Regions from separate parts of the Homo sapiens genome. Here region 1 is linked to region 2. A link is a loop called in an ENCODE intact Hi-C map of the cell type or tissue named here. Cell type or tissue: endothelial cell of umbilical vein. All regions are shown on one strand. Each heading gives the region's core, and the rest is flanking DNA. Links, peaks and the distances in the headings are about the cores only.

The links. Peaks named below come from ENCODE experiments on the same cell type or tissue, not always from the same donor. Only the 100,000 strongest peaks of a DNase experiment are listed, where the experiment ranks them.
Region 1: it touches region 2 in a loop (4-fold over the local background); 3 of 110 quality-filtered maps call a loop at or near these places.

The regions. Positions count from the first base shown.
Region 1 is chr9:76,714,602-76,721,904 of GRCh38, reverse strand. The region is part of intron 6 of PRUNE2 (prune homolog 2 with BCH domain); the gene reads left to right. Among named protein-coding and RNA genes, the nearest start is that of PCA3, 46 kb to the left of the region's middle. In endothelial cell of umbilical vein, for the core only: no CTCF peak of the experiment used is centred there; a DNase peak (open chromatin) is centred at 4,144; H3K27ac peaks cover 557 bases.
Region 2 is chr9:76,318,104-76,326,199 of GRCh38, reverse strand. It overlaps PCSK5 (proprotein convertase subtilisin/kexin type 5), which reads right to left. Exons shown (of 38, transcript NM_001372043.1): 31 at 4,561-4,778; 32 at 2,912-3,148. Among named protein-coding and RNA genes, the nearest start is that of RFK, 72 kb to the left of the region's middle. In endothelial cell of umbilical vein, for the core only: no CTCF peak of the experiment used is centred there; a DNase peak (open chromatin) is centred at 4,849; H3K27ac peaks cover 403 bases.

The DNA of each region.
Region 1 (7,303 bases), core at 2,407-6,406, 400 kb before region 2:
ATTGCTGAATGTTTTAAATATTACAATGGAATTTTGGTTGCATAAATCATAATCCCTTCAAGTTAGAACATTTGTGTACATACCTCAGCATTTTTCTTATATCTCGATTTTAAAAAATAGCCCTCATTCTAGAAATAAATCCATGCAGACTGTAAATGTCAAACTGTACTCTTAAATTTCAGTAACTCAGCAGTCCAGGCTGGCCACTGTGCTTGCAAGGTAGTTAGGAATTGTCACACTGTGTTTGTAAGACTCACTGTTCCCAAAAATGCAGCCGTACACACTGGTGTTTTAATCTTGGTAATTATTTTTATCTGCAAGCATTTTACTACAAGTGACATATACTCACTTGATTTTTCCATTTCCTGCAAAAACAAACAAACAAACAAAAAAACCCAGAAATAACAAATCTGGGAATTGCTTGTTCCTGACATTAGAAAGTAATTTATTCTTAATAAAAGTCTTACTCAATATATTTCATCTGTAATTTGTGAGGAAGACAACACTATAATAGGTATAGTCCAGAATGCTTGACCTATGTGGGAAGTATTAGCACCAGGAGTAAAATTCACTGAAGGTCATTTGGCCCTTGGAGGTGAAACGGTGGAAATGATGAAAAAGACTATTCATTGTGATTTAGCTGAAGGAAAAATCACTATACATTTTTTTAATGCTTTAAAAGCTGTTGTTTGCATAGTGGCAGACAGAAGCTCATTCACTGAGTCTAACTTGGAATTAAGGATAGAAAATTTGATAATGAGATAAACACTGACCTATCAGTAGGTTTTATACCTTACATCTTTTAGACGGAGTCTCGCTCTGTTGCCCAGGCTGGAGTGCAGTGGTGCGATCTCGGCTCACTGCAAGCTCCGCCTCCTGGGTTTATGCCCTTCTCCTGCCTCAGCCTCTCCGAGTAGCTGGGACTACACGCGCCGGTCACCACGCCTGGCTAATTTTTTGTATTTTTAGTGGAGATGGGGTTTCACCGTGGTCTCGATCTCCTGATCTTGTGATCCGCCCGCCTCAGCCTCCCAAACCTTACATCATTTTTATATGAGTTTACTTCATATTTAACTTTGTGCAACTTCCTCCATCATCTCACATCTAAGAATTTTACATGTAAATCACTTAAATGACTTAAAGATGTGTGTGATTATTATTTGAAAGTTCACATATATTATGGAGAACATAAGGCAAAAATTGTCATAACCAGTCCCCACAGACAGAATCTTGCAAAAGTACTTTCTATGAATCAGATTTAATCCCATAAATCCTGAGAATAACCTAAAAAATAATAATAAAAAAACAGGAAAGGAAAGAGGCTTAATATTTATTGTCTACTATATGTCAGGCACTTGACCAGTCTTTTATATATGCTTTTAGTTCTCACAACAGTCCTATGAGGTGAGGGTTTACAGATGAGGAAACTAAGGCTCATGAAAATGAAGTAACTGATTTGAGTCACCCAGCTAGTGAGTGTCACAGCGAGGGTTAACCTCATGTTTGGCTGACTCGTAGGTCTTTACTACCTTGGCATGAGCTCCCTAAAATAATGGAGAGACACAATAAGGTTTCAGAATAGCAATTTGGCTAAATTATGACAACTTTAATAAATATCAGTGAATCTTAATGTCCATTGTATATTAGAATTCAATACGTATTATTTGAATACGTCTAGAAATGACATTCTACTTTTATGTGGTTATAAAAATTATCTTCCAGTTAACACTGTATCATGAGTGTTTTCCTGTGTCATTAAGTATTCTTTGATAGCATAACTTTTAATAGCAGTTTAACAATCCTTTGTGTGACCATTCTATGATTTACTTAACCATTGCTCTAGTGTTGGACATTTAGATTGTTTGTAAGTTTTAGTTATTAAAGTAATAATCCAGTTAACAGCTTTGTCCACAAATCTTTGTGTACATATATGATTATTTCGTTAGGATATATTTCTAGGCTGGACATGGTGGCTTATGCCTCTAATCCCAGCACTTTGAGAGGCCAAGGTGGGAGGATCATTTGAAGTCAGGAGTTCAGGACCAGCCTGGGCAACATAGTGAGACCCTGTCTCTACAAAAAATAAAAAAATTAGCTGGGCATGGTGGTGCACGCCTGTATTCCCGGCTACTAGGGAGGCTGAGTGGGAGAACAGCTTGAGCCTAGGAGGTTGAGTCTGCAGTGACTCATGATCATACCATTGCACTCCAGCCTGGGTGACAGAGTAAGACCCCAACTCTGAAAAAAAAAAGGAACATATATTTTTTTAATCTTTTTTTTCTTTTAGAGAGGAGCTCTCACTATGTTGCCCAGGCTGGTCTCAAACTCCTAAGTTAAGTGATTCTTCTGCCCTGGCCTCCCAAAGTGCTAGGATTACAGATGTGAGCCACCATGCTCGGCCTAAAAAAAAGAATATATTTCTAAAAAAAAGTTTGATAGTGCCCATTTGGAAATATTTACCAATAATAAGAAAAGAAGAAAATTTGTGTTATTAAAGGATTTCTTTGATTAATGAGTTCAGATCTATTTATTATCCATTTGAATTCCAGTTGTGAATTGTCTTTTATGTTTTGTAACAGTTTTTCCATTGGTATATATCCTTTTTTCATTGATTTATATTAACTCTTATTCTTGAGGACATTAAACCTTTTCCTCCTAGCTAAAAAAAAAAGTAATAATAATAATTGCATTGGGAAACTTTCAGTAGGCTTTAAGCAGGAGAGTGTCATTATTCAATTTATATTTTTAAAAGCTGCCTCTTGGGGAAGGGGTGGAAAAAAAATAAAATAAAGCTGCCCCTTGATGCTATGTGGAGACTACATTACTGAGAGACCAGCTGTGATGCTGCTGCTAAAGTTCTGGCAAGAGATGATGGTGGCTGTGGCTAGGACAGCAATGGAGATGAAGAGATATTAGAGACGTGTTTAGACTACAGATATATTTTAAAGGCAATGTTAATAGGATTTGCTGGTGAATTACGTGAGAGATGAGGAAAAAAACAATCAAGGATAATTCCTAGATGTTGGGTTCGAATAACTGGGTAGACGGTGGTGCCATTTAATAGGACAGACACAACTGAGGAGGCGGTGGGCCATATTTTACTTGAGATACTTATTAAACAGCTACATGCAGATCTCATGTGCATGTAGATTCTGTCATCAGTGGCAGACAAATGGTTTTAAAGCCATGTGGCTGGGTAAGATCATCAAGGAGAAAGTGGAAAGAGAGAAGAGAAAGGGGACAGGAAACAAAGTTGGGTGTGAATATTTGGAGGCTTAATAAGGAAGAGCAACCAGCAAAGGCAACTGAAGGGCAGTCGGTGAATCCGGAGAAAAACAAGGTGTGTGGTGTCAGGAAGGTGAAGGAATTAAGTGTTTCAAAACAGAGGGAGGGTCAATCTCATGGAATACTGTAGAGAATCAAGTAGGGTAAGAAATGGAATGTTATCTTTGGATTTGGCAACCTCGGAGTGCTTGGTACTTTTGAGAAGAGAGTTTCAGTGAAATGACGGAGCCAGATCCCCCACCAGGGGGACTGAGAAGACAACAGAAGGTGAGCATGTGTGAGTGATGCAAGAAGAGGGTTTCTGTCTCTCAAGGATATCTACTGAAATGTTTACAAGACATTCTTTACATCACTTTTGTTTCACACGATGCACTGAAGCTACCAGCAGACAGCATAAAGACTGCCTTTTTCTGAGCAATGAAAAACGTAAAATAGGATATTGTGAGAATGAAAGGTTTCACTGCATCTGCACTTTCAGCTGTGAATGGAGTAATCTATGGGGCACCATCACTATCACTATCTTGGTTTTGATATTAGTTCAGGTACAGCTGTATTATTTCTGTTTTCCTCCTCTGGGTTATAATGAGCATCAACTTCTTTTAGGATTCTTGGGACCTACACCTTAGCTTTTTTGACCAGGAAATAACAAAGGCTTTTTCTCCCCACGTTTCCAGGCTTTCCCACTCATTCCCAAACTAGAAATTACTCAGACAACAAGACACGTGACCTCTAAAAATGTTTAGTCATCGACCCTTCGGAATCACGAGTGACAAAGGGCTGTGACAGGGAGCAATTGCCATTCTCCCTAACTGCTGGCATTAGTATGAGATTTTGCCAGCCAATTCCCAGTTGCAATGATTCATAAAGTAACTTCCTAAATTCCATGCAGCAGTTATAGGCTGGGGTCACAAATGCAGAAGGTGTGTGTGGCTGGTGGGGGGGGTGGTAAGTTCAACAGGAAGTGCTTTTATTGTCTAAATCCTTAGTAAATTGAATGGGAGATATATATGTATGCACGTATATAATTTTAATTTAAGTGGGGGGAACATTTTGGAGACATTTGAGCAGATTAACAAATAGTATTTGTATACATGTAACTAAAACAGTAATTTATCAGGTAGAAGGCAGATGGGGGGAATAAAATGCCAACCTGTATCTACAGTTGGGTTGTGTTGATGATGAAGTGCTGTTTATTCAGGGCCAGCCTAGCTTGTCAGCAACATAAGAGCCACCGCAGCACATGACTCCCTGCGTAGCTAGAAGACAATAATAAATTATCCCCTATGCAAACAGCACCGGCATAAAAGCAGAACAAACACGCTCTGCCTCCTGGAATCCTGAAGATTCTCACTCATTCCCTTGTTTAATTCTGTTTTAAACATGAAACTCTTGACATTATCCCAAGGCCAGTAAGATCGAATCTGGCTTGGAGAGCTGATGAGAATCTGTTTTAGGGTTATTGTAAAATGTATTTTGTTTCTCTAACTTGCCTAGGTGATTCAAATAGTTTTTTGATTTATCAGTGCTTCATTTGGTCCTGTGGAATTTGGGGTCACCCAGGGGAAAACTGAGCTAGAGCACTTGAGGGACATGATGAAAATACAGTCTCTGCAGCCATAAAAAAGGATGAGGTCATGTCCTTTGCAGGGACATGGATGAAGCTGGAAGCCACCATCCTCAACAAACTAACATGGGAACAGAAAACCAAACACTGCATATTCTCACTCATAAGTGGGAGTTGAACAATGAGAACACATGGACACAGGGAGGGGAACAGCACACACTGGGGCCTGTTGGGGGGTTGGGGGGCGAGGGGAGGGAATCTAGATGATGGGTCAATAGGTGCAGCAAACCACCATGGCACACATATACCTATGTAACAAACCTGCGCATTCTGCACATGTATCCCAGGACTTAAAACAAAATTTTAAAAATTAAATTAAATTAAAAATAAACATACCTATACCATTCTGAAAAAAAAATAAAGAAAAAGAAAATATAGTCTTGATCCAGTGCCCAACCTGCTAAATGAGAACCTGTAGCAAATCGGCCCAGAAACGCACACCCTAAGGGGACTTTTATGATGAGGTTGCCATAGGAACAAAGAGCTGGCAGTGTGAGTCAGTACAAGTCCTGTGACAGTGCTGAGAGAGTCCAAAGGACTGGTTTGTAGGAAAATATATCAACTAATAAATCCCTCTCTGGAGTAGTGCTTTTCAGATTTCAACGTGCATTCCAATTCCTAGGATTGTTGGAAAATGCAGATCCTGCTTCAATAGGTCTAGTGTTTTGCCGGAGACTCTGCATTTCCAACAAGATGCCTGGTGTTGCCAATGCTTTTGGACTTGAGTCCATCGAGGTCCTAGAGCCATCAGTTTAACACAGAAGAATTAAAACAGTTTGGAGATCAGCCGGCATTTTTGAATAGGAAACTTTCCACAAGTGTGGCTTTGAACAGTGTTGATTCTACTGATTCTTAATCTTATGCTCAGATACAAATAAAACCTGCCCCCTCTTGTTTCAGTGACCCGGCCAGGAGTGTAGTGAGAATTTTGTTATATGTAAAAATCTCTTAGAAATGTGTGTCTTCTTTCAAGGGTTTATAAATGTATTTGGAGGCCTTTATATACATAACGAAAAATACTTAGAAAGGAAAACTGTAAGGCTTATTGTGCTGAAGCCTTCAGTTACTGGAAATAAGTTGTAGTTAGTTGTAGTCTCTTTTTATTTTTTTCAGGGCTATATCTTTTTTTACAGTTCATAGTTGCTACAAGTTTAGCAATGAGGTTCTTGATTCACCCTCAATGATGGTTTGAAATAATTTTATCTGTTGAACACACATTGTATATGAGTTTTGATTATTTAAAAAATCTCCTTTTAAATATTTAATGTCTTTCTATTGTGGATGAATTAATTTTTTAAACATCTACTTAAAGATTGTTATTAGGCCATTTGGAAAATAAATAAAAAGCATGAAAGCTGACAGTACACACTTTGGAACACACACTTCCAAAAGCATATGTTCCAAACGCATATGACTTATATGATCATAAATGTCATTACAATAGATCCTTGATGTTCATCAGCATGAGAATAGATCCTGAGACCTTTGTGGATTCGTATGTGCAATTCCTTGCAACCAAAAAAGGGAAAGTGGCCCAGTAAGATGCCAGATGAGAGTGGCTGCCTTGGAGTAGACAGCAAAGCCTCCTCGAAACATGGAAGCCCGTGATGGGCGGGGCCTGCCTGCCTACCTACCCAGGGTCTTGTGTGCCCTCTTCAGAGCCTCACAGACCTTGAGATTCAACTCAGCAGAATTACAGAGTACGGGTATGATGGCTTTTTGAAGTGGCTGGTAAATAGTCTAAGCCACAAATACCCAATCCACGAGTTTCAAAGAATGACCACATAGACATTAATGTGGGTATGGGGAAATCTGCAACTCTCTGCACGGCATCGTTCACATCTTCACAGTGGCTGTCCTAGGAGATGTGTGTGGCACTTCCACTTTCTGTGGTACACATTTCTGTGTTGTTTTAGTATCTTACCCATGACAGGCATAATTCTGATTGCTATTATAATCAGAAAAAATGAACAGAATCTTTTAAATCCCTTGAGTGCACATCATGGTGTTTTTTGTTGAGTGACACAATAGACTGTCAGTTGATGAATTATGTGGTATGATCATATATGTGCTAGGATAGATATATATGTGGACTATGATAGAAGATTATGGATGATGGAGCACAGGTTGATTTTGTGTACCTGTCTCTCCAGTCATCCGACAAACATTTCTTGAACAACTAGTATATGCCAGGCATTATGTTAGGGGCTAGCATATGTTCTTCACTGTACTTCTTTAAGGAAGAGAGACACCCACACAGAGAAAGTGGCTCTCATTGTAGTTAATAAAACTCAAAGACCGGACCGGGTGCGGTCTTACGCCTGTAAGCCCAGCACTTTGCAAGGATGAAGTGGGTGGATCAGTTGAGCCCAGGAGTTCGAGACCAGCCTGGGC
Region 2 (8,096 bases), core at 2,532-6,531:
TGCTATGTTGCCCAGGCTGGTCTCAAATTCCTGGACTCAAGAGATCCTCCTGCCTTGGCCTCCCAAAGTGTTGTTGAGATTACAGATGTGAGCCACCGTGTCCGGCTGAGATTGCTCCATTCTAAACGCTTCTCTACACTTCCCCAAATCTTAATTTTCAGATCAGGTTCTTTGTATTATCTCTCTGGAAAGTCAGGTTGTCACTGTTTCTTCCAATACCACATTCCTTCCCCTCCCTTTGGTCTGGTAGAAAGTGCAATGGCGGCCGGGCATGGTGGCTCACGCCTGTAATCCCAGCACTTTGGGAGGCAGAGACGGGCAGATCACCTAAGGTCAGGAGTTCGAGACCACCCTGACCAATATGGAGAAACTCTGTCTCTACTAAAAATACAAAATTAGCTGGGTGTGGTGGCACATGCCTGTAATCCCAGTCACTCGGGAAGCTGAAGCAGGAGAATCTCTTGAACCAGGGAGGCGGAGGTTGTGGTGAGTCCAGATCGCGCCATTGCACTCCAGCCTGGCAGCAACGAGAGCAAAACTCCGTCTCAAAAAAAAGAAAGTGCAATGTCATTGTAGGGAGACACCTCAAGTGAGTTTCCAACTCTGTCCTCACTAGTGGGGTCACATTGAGCAAGTGCTTAACTTCTCAAAGCATCTGTTTCCTTCTCAGAAAAATGCAGAAAATTGCCATTTACCTCAATGGCTCTCAACCCACACTAAGCATCAGAATTACTGGTGGTGGGAGAAGGAATTAGAATGTTGGGTGCAGGCATCTGTGGTTTTAAGAGCTGCCCAGGTGATTCTAATGGGCAACCAGGGGCCTTTCTCAAGGAGATAATTAAATCAGATAAATTAAGAAAACATACTCTGAGACCTGTAAAGCTCTCTGTATGGTAAATTACTTTCATTATTCAACACCAGAGAAAGGCCAGAAGTTGAACCTCAGTTCCTGCCCTCGCAGAGGCAAGATGGCGCTGGAGGCCTGCTGCTGAGTCTCTCACCTCCCAGAAGCCATTCCCAGCTCCACAGCCTGCCTCCCACACGAACACCCGCCTCTTCTGCATGCGGACACAGCCTTGACATCCACGCCTTTTCACATATGGGCAGGTAGGACATTAACACTAAATAGTGCTTTATATAAAACACACAAAAAGACATATCCACAGCACAAGGCTGGAGCAGAAAGCCTTCAGGACCGAGACACATCTTCGTGTCCTACTAAAAACCTTCCCCTCAGTATGTCCTAGGGTGTGGGTGTCCCAGGGTTTCTCAGTGGAAGGTCACTCTCAGGCTCTCGCGGTTGTTAGGGGAATTGCCTCTGGACATCTATCTTGTCGTGTTTGCTTGGGGGCGACATGTGGGGGTGAAGGACCTCAGGCTGCCTCAACAGAGTGAATCCTGGGCTCTAGAAAAGCCCCCGCCCCACAACATTTCTCTCACTTGCTAGAGAATTCTAGAGTGCATAACTTATTTTATTTTTCTGTTCCTTGATAATGAATAAGAGGCAAATGATTCATGCCGAGTTAAAACATAAGGAGGTATAAATAATAGCAGATCCTTTCTTGAACATGCAGGGACTGAGTGGGAGTGGAAATGGGGACCTTGGAGCAGGAATTGAAGGATATGAAGAGGAAGGTGGGGAGCTTCCAGGGAGCAAACCATGAAGGGAGGCTGGGCGCGGTGGCTCACACCTGTAATCCCAGCACTTTGGGAGGCCAGGGTGGGCGGATCACTTGAGATCAGGCATTCAGGACCAGCCTGGCCAACATGGTGAAACCCTGTCTCTACTAAAAATGCAAAAATTAGCTAGGTGTGGTGGCAGCCACCTATAATCCCAGCTACTCAGGAGGCTGAGGCAGGAGAACCACTTGAACCCAGGAGGTGGAGGCTGCGATGAGCTGAGATCATGCCACTGCACTCCAACCTGGGCAACAGAGTGAGACTCCATCTCAAGAACAACAATAACAAAATATGGACCGAGCGCCATGGCTCACGCTTATTATCCCAGCACTTTGGAAGGGCGAGGCAGGTGGATCACTTGAGGTCAGGAGTTCAAGACCAGCCTGGTCAACATGGTGAAACCCCCTCTCTACTAAAAATAGAAAAATTAGCCAGGCGTGGTGGCACACGCCTGTAGTCCCAGTTACTCAGGAGCCTGAGGCAGGCAAATCGCTTGAACCCAGGAGGCAGAGGTTATAGTAAGCCAAGATCGTGCCACCGCACTCTAGCCAACAGAGTGAGACTCTGTCTCAAAAAAAAAAAAAAAATCACCCAGGAAGGGAGACAAGAGGCACCAAGAAAGTCCCTTATGGTGTCACAATTTGCTTGTGTTATCAAGAAAAGTCTCAGGTAGCTTTTGAAGGCTCCTCCTCTCTGCTGTAAATCTTTATATGATAACTTCTTTTGACCAGCAGTTCATAGCCACTGTTGTGAGGAAGGTCCACGTGATTTGTCACTAATAAAAGTTACCTGTACAAAGCTTATGAGTGATTCATTTAAAGATTATTTACAACCGGTTCAAAATATGCCTCCTTGAGTGAGATGGTAAAGGATGAGATGGACTGGTCATGGTGACTCACACCTGTAATCCCAGCACTTTGGGAGCCCAAGGCAGAGGATTGCTTGAAGCCAGGAGTTCAAGACCAGCCTAGGCAACATTCTGAGACCTCATCTCTATGTTCCCAGCAACTCTGGAGGCTGAGGTGGGAGGATCACTTGAGCCCAGGAGGCGGAGGCTTCAGTGAGCCATGTTCGTGCTACTGAACTTGAGCCTGGGCAATAGAGGGAGACCTTGTCCCAAAACAAAAACAAAACACAACAAAAAAAAGATTGAGATGACAGCTCTGGCGCTGGGGCTGGGGCTGGAACTATGCAAACCCCGGAGCCTATTTTGAATCCCAGAAGTCTTTACCTCTGCACTCCTTAGTCTCCTTTTCATAATAGGTTCCTGCTGGACACTCCTCCAAGCACAGTCCATCATAGAGGACCCAGGAACTCTCAAGACAGAGCTCGCAGTCGTCGGCTTTGGGGCCACTGCACTCCAGACAGTCTTTATGGCAGGGGACACAGTGGCGCGAGTCTGCATAGAAGCCACGGGGACAGGACTGGTGGCACATATCATCGTGCAGGAAGAACTCAGGCGTGCACTCTGGGAAAAGGAGGAAGCAGCAAGTTATCCCCGGGGGGTAGGAGAAAGGAATTCATTGTCTGCAGTAGGCTAGCTCCTCCCTCAGCACTTTGGTTGATTTGACCTGAGAGTATGCTTGCCCTTTACCCACCCTGCCAGGGCATAGACTTGATGTCTAACAAGCCCTGCCTTGGGACAAGGAGGCCACACATGGTGACCGTATTAGATGGTGCTGGACTTACACAATGAAATGGTCTGCCCTTTGGAGGTGCAGTGCAAAAATTTGCAATGCTGCAAAAGACAGGGATGGCTGAGAGGCTGGCGGTATTGTTTGAAAAACCCGAAGAGCATTAACAGATTTAAAAAATTGTATTGAGAACCTCACACTGTTTTCAACACAGAAAGCAGTTTAGGAATGGTTGGATTAGTTAACTTTTCATTCATTGATCAGGTACAACAATGAATACAGGATTGATCAGTGTGAAGAATACATTGCGGGTTTATTTTTTTTGTGTTCATTTTCTTACTTTGGGGGGAATCCTGGGAAACACTTGAGGTCACACCAAGAGAATACTTTGGATAGGACAGCACCAGTTAAATGAGTCTGTCTTATTCTGGAGAGAAAATTGAACAGCTTTTTGGGGGAGATAATTCCTGAGGGAAAAAAACAACAAAATTCATTCACAGCCAGAGTGGTCATCTCAGTCATAGTTGCCCGAACTTTTCTTTCCTATCCTTTTTAACAACTGCAGTTTTCTAGCTACCTCTGTGTTTTGTGGCTTACTATCAGTCTGTAAGATTTTGTGTTCCAAAAGATGGGAACAGCTGGGCGTGGTGCCTCACGCTTGTAATCCCAGCACTTTGGGAGGCTGAGGACGGTGGATCACCTGAGGTCAGGAGTTTGAGACCAGCCTGACCAACATGGAGAAACCTCGTCTCTACTAAAAATGTTAAAATTAGCCCGGCGTGGTGGAGCGTGCCTGTAATCCCAGCTACTCTGGAGGCTGAGGCAGGAGAATCGCTTAAACATGGGAGGCAGAAGTTGCAGTGAGCTGAGATTGAGCCATTGCACTCCAGCCTGGGCAACAAGAGTGAAACTCCATCTCAAGGAAAAAAAAAAGATGAGAACATTGGGTTCTTCTCTGTACCTCTAGCACCTAGGATAGCACTTGCACATCTGCTGTGTGTGTACATATGGGGGTGAGTGTAAGAGATCATGCAAAAAGGGGCTCTTGCTTGTCTTAACTTGCAGCATCCATAATGAAAAGGGTGTATCTCACCCTCAGTTTCTCTGATGACAGGCACAGAGACATACCTTTCAGGAATGGTAGGGAGACTGGTTCCCACAGCTCTTTGCCATCCACCCTCAGATAATCGGCCCCCAACTGGTGGCTCAGCAGAGCCTTGCTCTCCTGTGGGAAGCTCCTAGGTACCTTTGCATGTTTTCTCATGGATGCAGTCCTGACACATCTCTGGGCAATGCTTGCATACCCCCTTCACAGCCACGTGCCTCTCGGGGCAGTTTTCCTGGCACACTCCGTGGTGCAGGACGTGGCCTCCTTCACAAGAATGGCAGTTGGTGGCGTTTCCTTCACATGTTCTGCAAGGAGAGCTACAGCGTTCACATATGCCGTCTTCTGCATAAGAGCCCCTGTGGAAGGAAGACAGAGTGCAACTGGAGAAGCTGACCTGCTGGAGAAGTGACTCATTCCTGGGGAAAAGGAATTAGGTCTAAAAACAAAAGGGCTGCTGCTGTCGTCAGCTGAGAGGCATCCATGGGATTTATAAGGAAGTGAAAAGAACATTCAGAAAAATGGAAGGAAAAGGACAAGCATTATTCTTGTGAAAGGAAAATAAATCTTGGGACCCCAGTATTACTAAGCCAAAGGGAAAAATCAAGCTGGGAACTGCTTAGGGTAAACCTGCCTCCCACGCTATTCCTTAAAAAGATAGCTAACTGGCCGGGTGTGGTGGCTCACGCTTGTAATCCCAGCACTTTGGGAGGCCGAGGTGGGCAGGTCATCAGGTCAGGAGATCGAGACCATTCTGGCCAACATGGTGAAACACTGTCTCTACTAAAAAATACAAAAATTAGCTGGGTGTGGTGGTGCACGCCTATAGTCTCAGCTACTCGGGAGGCTGAGACAGGAGAATCACTTGAACTCGGGAGGCAGAGGCTGCAGTGAGCCGAGATCATGCCACTGCACTCCAACCTGGTGACAGAGTGAGACTCTGTCTTAAAAAAAAAAAAACAAAACCAAAAACCAGATAGTTACTAAGATTTTAAAAAGCTACAATGGGTTGGGTAGGGTGGCTCATGCCTGTAATCCCAGCACTCTGGGAGGCTGAGGTGGGTGGATCACCTGAGATCAGGAGTTTGAGACTGGCTTGGCCAGCATGGCAAAACCCAGTCTCTACTAAAAATATAAAAATTAGCCAGGTGTGATGGCTTGCGCCTGTAGTCCCAGCTACTCGGGAGGCTGAGACAGGAGAATTGCTTGAACCAGGAAGGCAGAGGTTGAGGTGAGCCAAGATTGTGCCACTCCACTGCACTCCAGCCTAGATAACAGAGCGAGATTCTGTCTCAAAAAAAAAAAAAAAAAAAAAGCTACAATGTACTTTTTTTTTTTCTTTTTTTTTTTTTGAGACAGAGTCTTGCTGTGTCACCCAGGCTGGAGTGCATGGCACGATCTTGGCTCACCACAACCTCTGCCTCCCAGGTTCAAGCGATTCTCCTGCCTCAGCCTCCTGAGTAGCTGGGACTAGAGGTGCGTGCCACCATGCCTGGCTAATTGTTTTTGTATTTTTTTAGTAGATACGGGGTTTCACCGTGTTAGCCAGGATGGTCTGTAGGGTCCAGCCTACGGTGCTTATTAGCAGGTGTTCTCCCCGTGTGTGGAGACGAGAGATTGTAATAAATTAAGACACAAGACAAAGAGATAAAGAGAAAACAGCTGGGCTCGGGGGACCACTACCATCAAGATGCGGAAACCGGTAGTGGCCCCGAATGGCTGGGCACGCCGATATTTATCGCATACAAGACAAGTGGGCAGGGTAAGGAGAGTGAACCTTCTAAGTGATTGACAAGGTGAAGCAAGTCGCGTGATTACAGGATAGGGGGCCCTTCCCTTTTAGGTAGCCGAAGCAGAGAAAGAAGGCAGTGTACGTCAGCGTTTTCTTCTCTGCACTTATAAGAAAGATCAAAGACTTTAAGACTTTCACTATTTCTTCTACCGCTATCTACTATGAAGTTCAAAGAGGAACCAGGAGTGCAGGAGGAGCATGAAAGTGGACAAGGAGTGTGACCACCGAAGCACAGCACCACAGGGAGGGGTTTAGGCCTCCGGATGACTGCGGGCAGGTCTGGATAGTATCCAGCTTCCCACAAGAAGCTGGTGGAGCAGAGTGTTCCCTGACTCCCTCAAGAAAAGGAGACTCCCTTTCGCGGTCTGCTAAGTAACGGGTGCCTTCCCAGACACTGGCGTTACCGCTCGACCAAGGAGCCCTCAAGCGGCCCTTATGTGGGCGTGACAGAGGGCTCACCTCTTGCCTTCTAGGTCACTTCTCACAATGTCCCTTCAGCACCTGACCCTATACCTGCCGGTTATTCCTAGGTTATATTAGTAATGCAACAAAGAGTAATATTAAAAGCTAATGATTAATAATGATTGATAATTGTCCATGATCATCTCTATATCTAATTTGTATTATGACTATTCTTATTCTAACTATTTTCTTTATTATACTGAAACAGTTTGTGCCTTCAGTCTCTTGCCTCGGCACCTAGGTAATCCTCCGCCCACAATGGTCTTGATCTCTTGACCTCGTGATCCGCCCACCTTGGCCTCCTAAAGTGCTGGGATTACAGGCGTGAGCCACCGCGCCCGGCCTACAATGTACATCTTACATATATTGATTGATGTCTCATGTCTCCCTAAAAAGTATAAAACTAAGCTGTGCCCTGGCCACCTTGGGCACATGTCATCAGGAACTCCTGAGGCTGTCATGGGCATGTGTCCTCAACTGTGGCAAAATAAACTTCCTAAATTGACTGAGACCTGCCTCAGATATTTGGGGTTCATATTCTTGTGAATTTGATTGGTTTGAGAACAATTGTTGTTAATTTGTGTATAGTTTAGTCATCTTCTCTTTTCCCTATGTGACCCAAGTTTTATTATTTTTTTCTTTTTGTTAGAGCCTAACTTTAAAGTGGAAAATATTTTTTATTCAATTAATAAATTTTAAAAACATTTAATAAACAATAAAAATTTCCAAAAGACTCAAAAGGGTTAATGCCCTGTAAGATTGGAACCACTGGATGCTGTCAACCAACCTCTGATGACTTTTTTCAAATGCATACATATGAACATTTGCACACAGCACTAAACATATTTTGAGTACCAGCGTGTTTGTGCAAATCACCTTCTTCCAGGCGGAATCTTATGTCTGTGTATATAGAACCCCAGTGATTAAACTATCCCATTGTAGAAATCACTCACTGGTGGGGGAACACAGTAAAATATACAACCCCAATCCTCTCAAATATATTTGGGAGATGAGGGATGGATAGATGAGGTTTCTTTTTTTTCTTTTTTCTTTTTTTTTTATACTTTAAATTCTGCGGTACATGTGCAGAATGTGCAGGTTTGTTACATAGGTATACATGTGCCATGGTGGTTTGCTGCACCCATCAACTCATCATCTATCTACATTAGGTATTTCTCCTAATGCTCTCCCTCCCCTTGCCCCCTACCCTCCGACAGGCCCTGGTGTGTGATGTTCCCCTCCCTGTGTCCATGTGTTCTCATTGTTCAACTCCCACTTATGAGTGAGAACATGCAGTGTTTGATTTTCTGTTCCTGTGTTAGTTTGCTGAGAATGAAGGTTTCCAGCTTCGTCCATGTCCCTGCAAAAGACATGAACTTAGATGAGGTTTCTTTGGTGGGAAAAGCTGAATGGAAGAGCTGGA